Linked DNA regions of Mus musculus: region 1 is linked to region 2. A link is a loop called in an ENCODE intact Hi-C map of the cell type or tissue named here. Cell type or tissue: heart. All regions are shown on one strand.

Region 1 (8,000 bases), 110 kb after region 2:
ACAACAAACCCTTCTTCCTTCTCTCCCTCTCTCCTTCTCTTTTCAAAGCATCTACAAGCTGGCAAACCTTTGGCCCAAAGATTCCCAGCAGGCGGGCCCCAGCAGGCAGGCCTCAACCAAGCATGAGAATGACATGTGTTCTCACAGCAGCGACCTAGGTGAAGCATCTGCCGGACCAATGGGACCATTGGCTTGGGGGACCTTTCATGTCTTTCAAGAGACCCTGCCTTACTCAGGCCAGCCGTCCTTGGGAGCGAGGAGCCCTCCTCACCAGAACGCGGTTGCTGCTGTTGCTGTCTGCTGCTCTTCCCGCAGCCTCCTGTGGCCTGGCCACCAGGCTTCCAATGCGTTATACACAGAGTTTGGGTGCACACTGCCCTCCTCTAAGATGCCAGAAGTTTTTTCCACAGCCTTGGAGAGGGGCTTTGACTGAGGGCTGGGGCCCTGGGCTCCGATTCCTTCACATTCCAGCTGGCCCGGATCCCTGTGTGGCCATAAGGCCTTGCCCTCGTCACCCTGCTCTGGGGGTGACACTGGAGCAGACGTCCACATGGCCAGCATGGGTTTGGGAGAACTTTACAAACATTAGGACCCTAACACTGTCTCATCGCTGAAACAAGAGGCCATAGCACCGAAACGCAGCGTGGGCACCGGCTGAGGCTTCTCCCAGCCCGTGGATGGCAGCGTAACTAGGCATGCCTGCCATCACCTTAAAGCCATCCCCCCAGCCATTGTGAGCACCCCAGCAGCACCGCCATTGTCTCGACCAGCCGGCTCCTCGGCTCCTCATCTCTACACCTGAGGATTTCTTTTGATTTCAGGAACAGCCTTAATCATTCCAGTTTGATTTACATGTATACCTCATGAACATTTTTTTGTTGTTGTTGTTTTATTTTTCTTTCTCTCCCTTTCTTTTCTTTGCTTTTATCCCTTTGTCTCTCCCCCACCCCACCCCCACCCCGCAACCTCGTGACTGATGGTTTGGTTTCCTCTCTGCTCTGCCCCTGCTCAGCACAGGGAGAAACGTTGATTTAGAAGCAATAGCGGGCAGCAGGCCACCAAGAGCACAAACCCAGGGCGAGGTCTAGGGAGGCTCCTCAGCCCGCCTGTTTACTGTCTTCTTAAGCCATCAGCAGTGGGTGTGCTCAGAGCAGAGGAGCCAAGGGAGAGCTTCAGAGACCTGTGAGGTAAGGGGAGTATAACACCGTCCATTCACCTCGTGGACTGGGCTACATGCCTCCCCAAAGCCCTTCCCTGGGAGGCCTCCCTTCATCTCGGGCCCAGCCACAAGTCTCATCTCTAATGTTCTATGCAATGAAATATAAACCCTCAAAGACAACTGTTAATATTTAATAAATTCCGTGTTACATATAAGGAGTTAATTGCAAACATGCAGTTGAGAAACTGGATAGCTCTATCTGCTCATACCATCACCCCAACCCAATCCTTGTCCCCACATTCTGTGTGTGTGAGAGAGAAATGGAGAGCGTGAGTGCGTGTGTGCGTGCGTGCGTGCGTGCGTGCGTGTGTGTGTGTGTGTGTGTGTGTATGCGCGTGTGCAGGTGTGCATGTGTAAATTTTAAGTCTGTGGCATGTTTGACCTGTGGCAGGACTCGCTGCTTGCCAGGTGAGTCGCCGCCTGTCTGGCACTGGAGCATGCACGGCTCGAAGCTTCTTTGCACGATTTCATTCATTTTAAATGCCCGACCTCTTGCTTGGAGTTCTTTTCGCCTCCAAACCTCTCCTTTAGGAGCGCTTCTCCCTGACTTTGGGACACGCTAGTAAAGACCTGCCAGAACTGCCTACATTTGCCAGGCCAGGGAGCAGGCAGTGAGGCCCCAGACACCTTGCAGTTTTTATCTGTGTACAATAGCAGATAAAAACAAACCTTAGACTAGACAGAGAGGGGAGCCCGCACAGGATGCATGTGTATGGACATTCTGTGGGTTTGCTGTAGGATTTCTACTTGTATATCATTTTTCCTCCTATCCCAGGCCTGAGCCAAAAGAAACTGGTCACATCTTCCCAGTGGGGTACTGCTCAAGGGCAAAGCTTGGGGCACATCTGTGGAGAGGCAGAAGCCAAGGGATCCTGGCTGTGCCCTATGATTCCCAGATCTTGACTGACTCTGCTCTATGTCTCTCCTTTGTGATGAAGAAGCTTAAAGGATTGTGAGCCAAGAGATCTATCTGGAGTGGAGCCAGGGGTCATAAGGTACCCAGAAGGAGCTGGCTATGGCTGAAAATATCATTCAGGAAAAAACTGTTCACATAAATAACAGCTTCAAACTGAGCCCAGAAGGTCTCTCAAGAGCAAAACTTACTGAAGGGTTGGTGTAACCCTCTCCACATCTGCCCCAGGACTTGCCTCCTCTGAGGCATAAGTATCACACTGTTGTCAGCATCTCCCTCACTGGCCCAGGAGTAGGGCAGACAGTACCTGCCTGACCCCTAAAGTCTGGCCTGCCTCCAGAGAGCTTTGGTGTATACCATGCATTTCTCAGGGGTTCACGTTTCTCATGCATTTTTACAAGGCTTATAAATCCTTTAGTGTGGGATCCTGTCCCACCATCGGCAGCTGTGGTTGGGACACTTCAAGCTGTGTTGGACTTAAGAGCCCGAGTTCCCGGGATTTAGCTTTCTTCACACTATGGAATATCTCAGAGATCAAACTTGGGCTATATGGGGCCATCGCTAAAAGGGCTGAAGAAGGCCCTCTTTGAGGAACTCCCAGGCCCAGGTGTGTACAGGATGTGCCCAGGGTCTAGATACCTGGGACCATGACTGTATTCCTTTCCTCTCAGAGTCAAGGGGCTAGACTAGGGGATGAGGGCAGGCAGGGTGTCCACGGGTCAGTCTCTGGCTGACCCCTAGGCTCTAAAGTATTAACTTTACAGCACATTTCTTTTCTGACATTTCTGATATCTGCTACTCTATCCCTGGCTGTGCCCACAGGACAGATCTTTGCCCTTCTGTGAATATGACTGCAGGAGTCTTCTAGGCCATAGGTATCCCTGGCCCTTATGTTGACTCTGTGTAGAGCCCAGACCTCCATTTTCTCCCCTCTTAGTGTCATAAGCAAGGGCACCCTCCTCTGCCCACGCAAGGCCTCAACACACTCACTTCATAGGGATGGTCCTCGCACCATCTTCTTCCTGTTCTTTGGGCAGGGTGAACAGTCTCAGGGCCCACACTGAAAGAACAGCCAGGGCAGCAATTCTGGTCTGTATGCTGGAGCCTCTGGGGAGTTTTCCAGGCAGGTCCTTGTCCGTGAGAGTACAGTCCTGCCCAATAGCCCTTCTCCTCCCTTGCTGTAAATAATGTGTCATCATGGACTCCATCAGGGCCGGAGGGACATATATAATCAAATGAAACTCTCTGGAGATGCCATCTCTGTCTCCCTGGGTGCCAGCACCCTGCTACCATGTGCACCGGGTGGCACTGGAGAGCCATAGAAGTCATGAGATACTGTATGTGTAAGCACATGTACATGAGTGTGTGTGTGTGTGTGTGTGTGTGTGTATGTATGTATGTATGTGTGAGTGTGTGTGTGTGTTTGTGCGTGTGTGCACGAGTCTCATTCAGCCTCTGGGGTCAAATCAATTCCTCTCAAGTGTGGTACCCTAGAGAGTGGTGGCCATCTACATTTTCTCCCTCTAGCTTCTATGTCTTGTTTTTGCTTTCCCTCCCCTCCTCCTCCCCTCTCTCTCCTTCTCTCTGTGAGGGGGGAGAGTGCTGTACAAAGTCAAACAAACAAGTTTACATTGTAAGTGCAATGACCCGAGTCCTCCACATGACCTTGTGAATTGTGTGCCGTCCTCCTGTGCTCTGTGAGAACTCGTGGTACTTCAGTGTCCCTCCCCTGTACTGTGACAAGGTATTTCTGTGGTATCAGAATAAAAGGACTTGATATAAACAACCTTCAGACAGTCTCGGGGTGATTTCTGAAGTGGGAACACTTAGCCAAACAGGTAGATGCCAACGTTTGTGACAGTATTCTCCACGATTAAAGAAAAAAATGAGAAAGAGCAAAATTTCAGAAATGTTGGCACAATTGAGGCGGAGTCAACACCAAGCCATTCAAACATGACCCTCCAGGAAGGTGCAAAGGCTTGTCCTAAGCCACCAGACAGTTTTCAGGATCCTGGTTCCCAGGAGCTAGATGGGCAAGTGCTGCCCCCTGGTGCTATCAAACAAGCTTTACATCTGCCTACCTTGTTCGAAACTCCCCCCCCCCCCCCAGTCCCCCATGGCTGAGACTTTAATCCTTAGTATAGTCAAGAATAGTTCAAGCTGGATATCATAGCCCACACATTTAATCCCAGCTCTTGGGAGACAGAGATAGGTGGGTCTCTGTGAGTTTGAGGCCAGAACTACGTAGAGAAACTAAACAAATATAAGTTAAGCAGCACTAGAAAATAAGAAACAGAGATTAAAGAGTATCAATTTTGCCTCAAGTAAGAAAGAAAGCACTCATTCAAGGGGGCCCATAGCTGGTCTAAAAGACCAGCCACTCTCAAGCTATATGGAGGAGGGGGAGATACCTACTGTTGCCCAACCACTCTTGCTCTCTGCTGTCACCTAAGTCAACCTAGTCCTGTGTCGTGTGCAGGAGACTGTCTGCCTAGGCTCTTCTTTCCACAGCACGCTCGCTGCTCTTAGGTGAAGTCTGACCCTCCACATCGGCCCTTGGAGTAGGTTGAGACCCAGTCGGCTCACGATCCGCAGCAAGGAGCTTCTGAGAAGGGCGGGTTAAGGCTGTGGCAACAGATAGCTTTAGGGGCAAGTCTGGTGATTGATAAGCCAGGGTAGCACCCAGAGAGTTCAGCACCGCCCTTTGCCCGGCGCCCCAGGGCTCCACCCGGGAACCTAAGTTTCCCACTCCTAATCGCCTGGCTTGCAGTAGATGGGGAGAGCGCTGAAAGAGATCCCTGCGACTGAGGCGCCCCGCAACATTCCGCTTTCACAGACCCGCTAGTCTCTGTATTCGGTTCCCACCCGTCCCCGCCCCCGCCCCCGCCCCCTCATCCTTAAGGATCATTAGTGTTCCTCCGAAGCCCCACCCTTCGAACGCTCAGGGCTTTCTCTCTGATCCCGCAGCTTTCAGCTCACAGTCGGCTGGAGTCCAATCCTACTTCCTTCACTCCTCCCAGACCTGCCCTGTCTCTGAACACCGGCTCTGTATTCTGCTGCTATACGTCCGCCCTCACTCCTCGGAGCCTCCCCTCTCTAAAAATCCCAGGACTCGACTCCCTGATTCTGCCTCCCACTTGCCTAGTCTTCGACTGAATTTTTGTTTCCCGCTCCTCCCCTCCGGGCGGCTCCTTCGTAGGCCCCGCCTTCTTACTATCCAGGCCCCGCCCCCTGCCGACTGGCCGGAGCTTATACAGGGCCCTGCGGGTCCCAGGTCGCCACTGAGTGTAGCGGAAACTGGGGACCGCCTTAGGCCCCGCCCCCGGAGCTTCACTTCCGGGACTTAGCTGCTACCGAAAGACCGACTATGGAGCGTCAGGTGAGGGCTCGGCCCGTGGCCCCCGTGGCCTCCGTAGCCCGGGCTGAGCCTGACCCTGGTGTGTCCCCTGCGCAGGTGCTGCTGAGTGAGCCCCAGGAGGCGGCAGCGCTGTACCGGGGCCTTAGCCGCCAGCCTTCGCTGAGCGCCGCCTGCCTGGGCCCGGAGGTCACCACGCAGTATGGGGGCCTCTATCGGACTGTGCACACTGGTGTGTAGACCGAGGGAACTGGGTGGCGACGGGCCGTGCATCCAGGTGGAGAGATGGGGACTGTGGAGGGCACGCTGCTTGACACGGGTTTGGGGAGGAAACCCAACTGTAGTTCCTGCGCACAGGTGTTTTGGGGGCTGCACTAGCCTTACTGATAAATAATTCCGTAAATGAGTTGAAGGTGTGGGAGTAAAATTCAGACCTGAGTGCAAGGTGTGGGCCTCGCAGGACTCTCCGGCCCTTACATTCTACAACCCAACAACAGCTATGTTGCCCTTAAAATTCTGTGGTTGGTAGTGGGTTCTCTCTGACCGTCAGCTCAGGCTCTGGGAGCCTAGGCTTAGGTTATATTAAGTGAAGTGTTGTCCAGGCTATACTCAGGCTGTCCGGAGACAGACTGGGAAAGATAGGCCTTGATTGGTGGGCAGTGGTCCAAACTGGCCCAGACAAGTTGAGCAGCCCCCTGCCTCCCTTGCAGAGTGGACTCAGAGGGACTTGGATCGAATGGAGAACATCCGATTCTGCCGCCAGTACCTAGTGTTCCATGATGGAGACTCGGTGGTGTTTGCCGGGCCTGCGGGCAACAGTGTGGAAACCCGGGGGGAGTAAGTGTGACAGGAGCAGTCTGTAGACAAGACCGCAGCCACCTGCCTTGCTAGCCTTTCATAAATGTCGCCATGTGTCCTTAGGGTGTTGTGCTCTGTGCCTATCCCCTTCAGGGACAACTTTGGGTGGCTTCAGGGGAGCAAAGAGCAAGGTGCCTGACCCCTGAGAGCTTGTCTGGTCTCTGGAGACATGGCCTGATAAATACTAGGAGCTTCTTCTAAACTAGGGCCTAGGTCCCTAGGACTCTGGAGACAGTCGAGTCAGTAACCTAAGGAAGAGAAAAAAGGCCAGCCAGCTTGAGGCTGGGAGTGCTTCATGGGCTGGTATGATTTCAGAGTCCCAGTTAGCTGGGAGATAGCCTCCTGTGCGGCCAATTCTGATTTTATAACGCCAGACCTAAAAGGGCTTATAAAGAAAGGAGAGAGAGACAGACAGACAGACAGAGACAGAGACTCAGCTAAGAGGTTGTGACCAGTAAGGGGGCCAGCACAAGGCTGTTGGGGGGGACGACTTGGCACCTTCCTGACCTGCAACCCCTGTTCTCAGGCTGCTGAGCAGAGAGTCTCCTTCAGGCACCATGAAAGCAGTGCTGCGCAAGGCTGGAGGTGCAGTCTCGGGAGAGGAAAAACAGTTCTTGGAGGTGAGTTTGCAAGGATGAGGTGGCAGCCAGCCGGTCACTTAGTGCCACAAGTGAAGCCCTGTGGAGGGGCAAGCAGCCTGATGCCCAGGTATCTTCAGGTCTGGGAGAAGAACCGCAAGCTCAAGAGTTTCAACCTGTCTGCACTGGAGAAGCATGGGCCTGTGTATGAAGATGGTGAGGCGCCTGGCTGGTAAGCAGGAGGGGTGGGCAGAAGGGGCAGCTATAGCATTGGGCTCCCCCTAACCGTCCCTCCCTGCATGCAGACTGCTTTGGCTGCCTCTCCTGGTCACACTCAGAGACGCACTTGTTGTATGTGGCGGAGAAGAAGCGTCCCAAAGCTGAGTCCTTCTTTCAAACCAAAGCCTTGGACGTCAGTGCCAGTGATGAGGAGATGGCCAGGCCGAAGAAGCCAGACCAGGCCATCAAGGTGCTTGTGGTGTGGCCGGGCCACACAGGCCCTGCCGGGCAGCCCTGCCCTACATCCGGTGGACCTGGGAGGCCCTAGTGTCTAGGAGGCAGGTCAGGGTTCTGTAGGCACCCTGGGCATTGAGTGTCCTCTGTTCTCAGGGGGACCAGTTTGTATTTTATGAAGACTGGGGAGAAACTATGGTTTCCAAAAGCATCCCTGTGCTCTGCGTGCTGGATATCGAGAGTGGTAACATCTCCGTGCTTGAGGGCGTCCCTGAAAATGTGTCCCCTGGTCAGGTCAGCAGCAACATGGCCTTTGCCCCTTCTGGAGTCGGGGTCCCCTGCTTGAGCGATTACGTCTTGCTCATACCTACTTTGTGGTTTTGTTTGCAGGCTTTCTGGGCCCCTGGAGACACGGGTGTGGTGTTTGTGGGCTGGTGGCACGAACCCTTCCGGCTAGGTATCCGCTACTGCACCAATCGCAGGTGAGAAAGCAGGCAGACCAGAGGGCCCTTACGGCCCAGCTGACCATAGAGCTGAGTGTCTCTCTGACCTTTCCAGGTCAGCCCTGTACTATGTGGACCTGAGCGGGGGGAAGTGTGGTAAGTGTCTGGCGTCCGCACGTGC
Region 2 (8,000 bases):
GGCCTCCAACCTAGGTGCTCCAAGGTGGGCCAGCTGCTCGTAGGGGCACCTGGGAAGGTCGAAGGACTCCACCTCATCAACCTTTCTTTTCCCTTCTCTGTGGTTTGGTTTGGTTTGGTTCTGTTCTTTCCCTTCCCTCTTAAAAGGAATATCACGGTCTTTGAAACACTCAGTGGGGGACATTTTGGTGAAGATGCAATATTTTTATGTCATGTGATGCTCTTTCCTCACTTGACCTTGGCCACTTTGTCCCAACAGTCCACAGCCCTACCCCATATACCCTGCCCCTCTTCTCTGGCGCTCCAGTCCTGGGCCGTGGGCCTGTGGCTGGGGAGGAGTGCCAGCAATAGTTCATAGTAAAAGTCTGTGGGCTCTCAAAGCTAATTTTTTACTAAAGTTTTTATACAGCCTCAAATTGTTTTATTAAAAAAAAAAAGATTAAAAAATGGTGATGCTTAGCAGCAGTTTGTATAAGCTCCTAGTGTCAACTCCATGGGACTGATGGCTTTGCTCATTTGGACCCTCCCCTCCTTCTTTTCCTAATGGGTTAAATTCTGGATTACATAGAGGCTTCCTTTGCCTTTTTTAGCAGAACATCGTCCATCTGTCTGCATCTCTGTCCCATGACTCAGGGGCACCCACTCTGCTTTGATTCTCCTCCTTTGGAAGAAACCATTTTGAGCATGCCTTTTCTTGATGTCTGAGTTATTTCGGGTACCTTTTAGGGAGGAATGCCTTTTGCAATAATGTATCCCTTCCCTGATGGAGGGTGGGTGGGTGGACCCAGGCTCCCTTTGCACACGGAGCAGTACCTTCTAAGCCATATCGACTGTTGAGCAGAGGGTGTGCTGTCTCAGGAAGGAAAGGCCAGTAGTTCAGAAGGGTTGCTTCCAAATGGTGGTTCTTCTGCTTTCTCCACAAGGCCTACCCTTCCTGCTCAGCCCCCAGGAGGGTTCTTTGTAGTGAGCACTCCCCATGCGGGAGTCTGCCGATGAGTGCTTCATGGATGGCTGGTGACTGGGCCTTGTGCTCCCAAGCTCTGGTCCGAGCTGGAGTTTCCCTGATGTCCCAGAGTCAAGAGCAGGGATCTGATCCGATGAAATTATTTCTGGTGACCTCATCAAAAATAAATAAATAAATAAACAAATAAACAAATCCCAGTATTCCAGGTGAGGGCTTTGGGAAGCCCTCCAGATAACTCTTGTTGCTCTTAGCAACCCCACCATTGGGCATTGCCATGTAGAGAGGAGGCAGGCCCAAAGTGGCCTGTTGTCATAGCAACTGGAGGCAGTGGGGCAGTGAACAGAATAACAACAGCAACAATGCCTTTGCAGGCAGCCCCCTCCCTGAGCCGGCGATGGCCATCAGACTCTGAGACAGAGAGCCAATCTCACATTCAAGTGTTCACCAACCACTGACGTGTTTTTATTTCCTTCTATATGATTTTAAGATGTGTTTTCTGCATTCTGTATAGAAACATATCAAACTAAATAAAAGCAGTGTCTTTATTACAATGTCATTGCCTCTGACTGTCTATTTACCTGGGATCTTCTGGTTCCTGGGCGTGAATGGTGGGAGAGGATCAATCATGGTAGAGAAGGGCAGCTCAGGGAACCTCTGCAGAAGCTGCCATTTCTGTGCCGCCGGGACCTCTGCCAATACGCAAGCTGCTTCTAGTGCTCCTTCTGCCTTTAGTCAAGACTAACTTTAGTCCTCAGTTTCCTCATTTGCCAAGGTAGGGTATAACTGGGAGTCTAGTGGATGGGGTGGAGCGTGATGGGAGATGTGCCTCAGAAGAGGCAGCCTCTCTGAAGGCTGGGGTGGAGCTATGCTGATGGAAACTCTACTGTGGCTTTTATCGTCTTTTGTCCAAAAATACCTATGGGCTTGGGATTGGCTGGTAACCTTAGCGAGCGGTTTCTAACCAGGGTGCTTTGTGCTTGAGCTTCCAGATTCTGGGTGGCCAGCCCTAAGGTGGTGCCTGTCAGGATGTAGACGGGCCTAGGTAGAATGAGCGTACTCCATATCTAGGAAAGGACAGGTGTTCTCCTGGGACAATGCTCATACAGGAAGTAGAGATGCAGCAGTTGTTGCCAGAGGGCCAGTGGTTACAGAAAAAAACGGTGCCTCTTCTGGTTTGTCTCTGCTTCTACCAGCTCACCATGAGTCTTTGCACCCCACTTTTCCTGATGGTCCAAAAGTGTTTGCAGTTAGGATATAAATGTGTAGCACCTTGAAAATGCCAAGGCAAAACCAGCCTAGGCACAAGGGCAGACATGGTGGGGCACACCAATAACTCAAGTTCTTGGGAAGTGGAGCGAAGAGGATCAGGAGTTCAAGGACAGAGTAAGCTACTTAGTAAGTTTCACCTGGGACTCATGAGACCTTGTCCAAAGATACCACATCAGGAAAGACTCCTGACAAGTGTTCAAAGGCACATGCCTCACGGAGCCTTCTAAGCATTGCAGCAGGAACCCCGTAGATGACCCCACAATTGCTCTCAGTTAAGCTGACCCTCAGAAAGCTCAGCTTAAGATGAAACTGAGGATGATCGAGAAGCTACAGGCTGCACGGGGCTCCAGCTGCTTCCTGTCTTCTTTGCAGGAGGTGAGTTGCTGTTGAGCCTGGTAGATGGCCTGCTCCCCAGCCCTCAGGCCAAGTTCCTATGATCTTGTCTTGGTGGAAGTGAGTCTGCCTATGAACAGAAGGTGATAGGAGGGCAGGGGGCAGGCAGAAGGGTACTAAGAGGAACCTGTTTTTCTACTTGATTTGACGCAGGGCTACTTCCTGGGATCCCTCCAGCAAGGCTCTCCAGTCTGTTATTGAGGTTAGGACAGTGCTGTCTCCAAGGGGCTCCAAGATACCCAGTGAACTGGGGCATGGAGTTGAGATAATGGATTATAGTCAAGAGTCGGCCCTCAAGAGAGGTAGAGAGAAAAGCAGAGGATCTGAATTCTTAGCAATCTTGTGTAGACACTTCCGTGAGAGCCAAGCTCTCTGGATCAATCATGGGCGAGACAAGGCTGTTGGCTAGAGGACCTAGTGTGTTTATGAACGGTGACTCGCCTGGCTTCTAGACTATTGCTAAGATGTAGCTTCTAGCTTCTTTTTCTATGCTCCTGCCAAACGAGCCGCTAGGAGGAGCTCTTCCCTGGTTTCTTTACAATACGCAAGGTCTATTCTCAAATACCGGTCCTTCAAAGCTAAATTTTAGTTTCAGTATTGCTGTCTTAAAAATCCATATCAGAGGCCGGGCGGTGGTGGCACACGCCTTTAATCCCAGCACTCGAGAGGCAGAGGCAGGTGGATTTCTGAGTTCGAGGCCAGCCTGGTCTATGGAGTCAGTTCCAGGACAGCCAGGACTACAGAGAGAAACCCTGTCTCAAAAAAACAAAAAACAAAAAACAAAAAAAAAAAAAACAAAACCCAAAAAACCAAAACCAAAACAAAACAAATCCCTATCAGTCTAGCACAGTAGCACACGCCTGTAATCCTGGCGTGTGTGAAGCAGAGGCATTAGAGGAGTTGAAGACAGTCTTGGCTACATAAAAAAATCTGAGATCAGTCTTGGCTACATGAGACTGTCTTAAAACAAAAAGCCTGCAGTGGCACACACTGTAATCCAGCATTCAGGAGCCAGAGGTTTATGAACCTCTCTGAGTTTGAGGCCAGCTTTGTCTGCATGGTGAGTTCCACTCCAGCCAAGACTACTTAGCAAGATCTTGTCTCAAAAAAGGGGAGATGGCGCCAGGCATGGTGGTGCACACCTTTAATCCTAACACTTGGGAGGCAGAGGCAGGCGGATTTCTGAGTTCAAGGCCAGCCTGGTCTACAAAGTGAGTTCCAGGACAGCCAGGGCTATACAGAGAAATCCTGTCTCAAAACCATCCCCGCCCCCCAAAAAGAGGAGGTGGGGAGCAGGAGAGATGAAATGCTCTCCAGTTCAGAGCACTTGCTATTTGTTAGTCCTGAGGACCCAAGTTCAGTGGCTAACACCCACATCTGGTGTCTCAGCCTCCTGGATGCCCTCTTCTGGTCTTTGTGGGGACCCACACCCAGGACATACATTTAACATAGATACACTTACACATAAATAAAAACAGATCTTTAAAAGTGAAAAGGAAAATGAAAGGGAAAAGATAATCGGTGTGGTAGCACTTGCTGTTAACCCCAGCATTTTGGGAGGAAGGTAGATCTCTTTGAGTTCCAGGTCAGCTAGGATTACACAGTGAGGTCCTATCTTGAAAATAAGAAAAAAAGAAAGAAAAGTTATTTATTTTACTCACTTTCTATAAATTACTGTCTTTGATGCACGATGGCTAAGGCAGAGAAGTTGGCCACATTTTTCCAAACTAGCGTAAGGCAAGTTCCATTCCTAGGTGTGACCCCAACACTATTATTTTGTTTGTATTGTAGAAGATCAAGGTGTTTTTTTTTCCAATTTTTATTAGGTATTTTCTTCATTTACATTTCAAATGCTATCCTGAAAGTCCCCCATACTCCCCCCACCCACCCACCCACTCCCACTTCTTGGCCCTGGTGTTCCCCTGTACTGGGGCATATAAAGTTTGCAAGACCAAGGAGCCTCTCTTCCCAATAAAGACCAACATTTTAAATAAACCTCCTAATGAGGGATGGATTTACCACTTCTTTATGAGGACTCTAGAAGATGCAGAGGAGACAGTAGTTTAAAGGAGGGGTGCCCATCTGCTGGGAATTCCAGTGGTAGGAGCAACAGTTGACACCTACTTTGCTGAAGATGACTCGAATTTCATCTGAGACCACGTCTCTTGGGGGTTCTGTGAAGCCCAGATCTCTAGGCAGGTTCAGGACCAGAGCAAGGATTAGGTCTCAATTTGATAGTGGCTCCACAAGCACGCCAAGGAAGCCCCAGCTGACTAGCCCCAAAGGAGAACAATGTCTCCCGACTACCAGGAGATAGCGCTATAGGACTAAGAGGCCAGCAGTGGGCGGGGCTTGAAGAGGTGGGTTGTGGGTGGGAACAAGAATGCCGCAGGCATCAGAAAGTCGGGCTGTGTGCTGGAATGACTTAGGGAGGGAGGGGCTAAATTGCGCCAGCATAGCTGGGAAGGGAGGGGCCACCCGGATGTGGGCAGGACTGAAGCAGAGAGGCGGGCGGAGCGGTCCTCTAGTGGCGCTCAGGCTTCACTACCCTGCTGGGTTCTGAGAATGTGTCTGGTAATCCGAGGCTGTCATTCACATAATACATTCTCTCTCCTAAAAGGAAGCCTGCAGGGGAATGGGTGACGTTGAGGCCCTGGCTTTGCGCTGGCTTCTGCTCTGGGGTTTGAATTCTGCCTGCAAAGTTTGAATTCTGGTGTATTATATAGTCCTTAGGATTCTAACTACTCGTCCTAGCAAGATGGCTTAGTGTAAGGGCGGTTGCCTGAATTTGATCTCGTGATCCATATGTTGGAAAGAGAACTCTTGAAAGTTGGTTTCTGATTCAGATTACTAAACAAATAAACGTGGGTTGGGGAGACCCTCATCCTTTGCCAGCACAAAGTTCTCTCTTACTTTAAGACCTGTGCTCCATGGAGTCTAATTTCCACAATTTGGGTTTGTTGGATTTGTAGTCTCTCCTTCTTCGATCCTGAGAGCATCCGAGGCAGGGGATAGCCTGATAGGGTACTTCGGGATTTGGGAGCGTCTAGACTAGCAGTTAGGCACATCTGGTTGTTGGAGTCGTTTTAGTCTGTACTCCTGGGCAAAGAACATGACCCGAGAAACGAATGGGGATGGAGAATTGGTGGCTCATTCTCTTGTGGACCTGGGGCCTGAGTGCCCTGAAACGCCAGAGAATGCCTTTCCTCAGACTGTCCAGCTCCCGGCACACACTGGGAGAGCAGGTGATCGCTAGCTGGCCAAGAACGCTGTTGTTCTCTGTCTACAGGGTAGCTTAGTCTCAGGATATAGGGACAGATAAGTTTGGAGCCTACCACAATGGGGCAAGCTGAGGATAAGTCAGCCTTCCTACACAGTGACTTGAACTTAGTGCTCCAGGATCATGCCCCACTTCCCTTAGATACTAAGGGAACCTACGGTTAACAGTCTAAGGTTGAGAGCACACTTGGGGGTTGATCCTTTGGGGTCAAATGGCCTTTTCACAGAGGTTGCCTAAGACATTAGAAATCACAGATATTTACATTACACTTTACAACAGTGGCAAAATTACAGTAATGAAGTAGCAGCGAAAATAATTTTATGGTTGGGGGGTTACCACAACATGAGGAACTGTATCAAAGGGTCTCAGCTATGGGGAGGTTGAGAACCACTGTAAGTCTTAGAACGTCTTCTAAAGAAGGTCTTGGGAAAGAGAGGTGGAGCAAAGAGCTGGTCCAGTTAGTGTCAGAGGTGGGTGGACCTCTGAGGGAGTCTCTGAGAGGAAACTAGCTTTGTTTCAGATGCATTCATCCTCAGGGAGCCCAGGGTTGAGATGGGCAGGAACTGGCCATGGGGATTCTGATGTGGATGTAGACCTGCTGGATGCAGGAGCTCATGTCCTGTAGCATGTGTATGTGTGTGTGTGAGGGTGTATATGTACATGAGGGTGTGTATGTGTGTGAGTGTGTGTATGTAAGGATATGTGTGTGTGTGTGAGGGTGTGTATGTGTGTGAATGTGTGTAATGTGAGGGTGTATATGTGTGTGAGTGTGTGTATGTAAGGGTGTGTATGTGTGTGAATGTGAGTGTGTGTATGTGTGTGAGTGTGTGTATGTGTGTGAATGTGAGTGTGTGTATGTGTGTGAGTGTGTGTATGTGAGGGTGTGTGTGTGTGTGTATGTGAGAGAGAGTGTGTGTGTGTGTTGGGATGAGATGAGAATACTTGATTTTCCTGTGTCTAGTGTATGCTTAGAGTGAGGACAGTGGTGCAGCTCAGTTTGTAGTGTTTGCCCAACAAGCATAAAGCCTGGGTTCCATCCCTAGCACCATAAAAACCAGATGTGCCTTGGAAGACCAACAATCCCAGCACCGCAGAGGTGAATACAGGAAAAGTTCAAGGTTTCCCTCCTCTACAGTGGTACATGTATTCAATCCTAGAATTTAGGAGGCAAAGACAGGTGACTTTGCCTGTGACTTTGAGGCCAGCCTGGTCTACATAGCAAGTTTCAGGACACCCAGGGCTACATACTGAGACCTTGTTTCAAAACAAACAAACAAACAAACAATTAAGACTAAAGGGAATGTAGTGCAAATGAGAGCTTGAAGAAGTGCTGACTGTGAGTCCCTGGGCCCTGCCTCTATGATAATTATTCCCCACAACCCTGCTGTGGGTCCTGAGGCTGCACACTCCTGGAACTCCAGCCTCCTTAGAGAGATTCAGGCTCAGGAAGGGCTAGGATTCTTAGAGCAGCCTTGGGAATGGTCAGGGGTGAGCCTGTATGGAATTAGCATTAATAAAGATGGGGAAGACAATTCAATTGCTCACGGCCTTTCTGCTTACAGCAGATGGAGCCCGTCCTTTGCCCAGAGTTACTTGGAATTCTTTTTTTGTTACTTGGAATTCCTAGTCTGCACTGTCAGCTTTTTGCCTTCCCGGAAAGCTGGTGCTCACACCAGGCCTCCCAGCTGGAGGGGTTAGCAATACAGAAATAGTAACGGTAACCCAGATGTTGCTGCCTAACTGACACCTGCTCCCACCCAGCCCAGATCCTGGGGCAGCCAGGGCAGTGTCTCCTCAGACAACCTCAATGTCCAAGGGTAGTGTCAGCCTTCACTGTCTGGTGATACCATGCTTAAACTCACTACTACAGGTCAGGACACTGAGGGCCAGGAAGCAAGTGCATTGGGTTCGGGGTCTGGTTTGAGCAGCAGACTGGCAAAGGTTAGACTTGGATATCACAAGCTGAAGACATAATAGTTTCAACAGTCTTGACTCTGTTGTATCTCTAGAACCTAACTCAAAACATCAGTCAAGTTTAACTGACTGAAACCACCCATCTTGGCAGACACTAGGGCATCTTTGCCATGAAGGTCTT

Evidence for each region. A loop is a pair of places that touch in the nucleus more often than their neighbours do. Peaks named below come from ENCODE experiments on the same cell type or tissue, not always from the same donor. Only the 100,000 strongest peaks of a DNase experiment are listed, where the experiment ranks them.
Region 1: it touches region 2 in a loop (6-fold over the local background); 33 of 42 quality-filtered maps call a loop at or near these places.

What each region holds. Positions count from the first base shown.
Region 1 is chr9:108,091,946-108,099,945 of GRCm38, reverse strand. Apeh (acylpeptide hydrolase) reads left to right here and starts at 5,466. Exons shown (of 22, transcript NM_146226.2): 1 at 5,466-5,511; 2 at 5,587-5,719; 3 at 6,198-6,324; 4 at 6,872-6,965; 5 at 7,064-7,139; 6 at 7,229-7,392; 7 at 7,533-7,670; 8 at 7,767-7,858; 9 at 7,935-7,975. The coding sequence starts at 5,500. Bsn (bassoon) reads left to right here. Exons shown (of 12, transcript NM_007567.2): 12 at 49-3,924. In heart, CTCF peaks have their summits at 4,162 (motif pointing left) and 5,385; DNase peaks (open chromatin) are centred at 4,787, 5,325 and 6,237; H3K4me3 peaks cover 3,989 bases; H3K27ac peaks cover 5,373 bases.
Region 2 is chr9:108,198,380-108,206,379 of GRCm38, reverse strand. Dag1 (dystroglycan 1) reads left to right here. Exons shown (of 4, transcript NM_001276482.1): 4 at 1-1,519. Among named protein-coding and RNA genes, the nearest start is that of Bsn, 12 kb to the right of the region's middle. In heart, CTCF peaks have their summits at 3,126, 4,041 (motif pointing left) and 4,957 (motif pointing right); DNase peaks (open chromatin) are centred at 3,139 and 5,059; H3K4me3 peaks cover 926 bases; H3K27ac peaks cover 658 bases.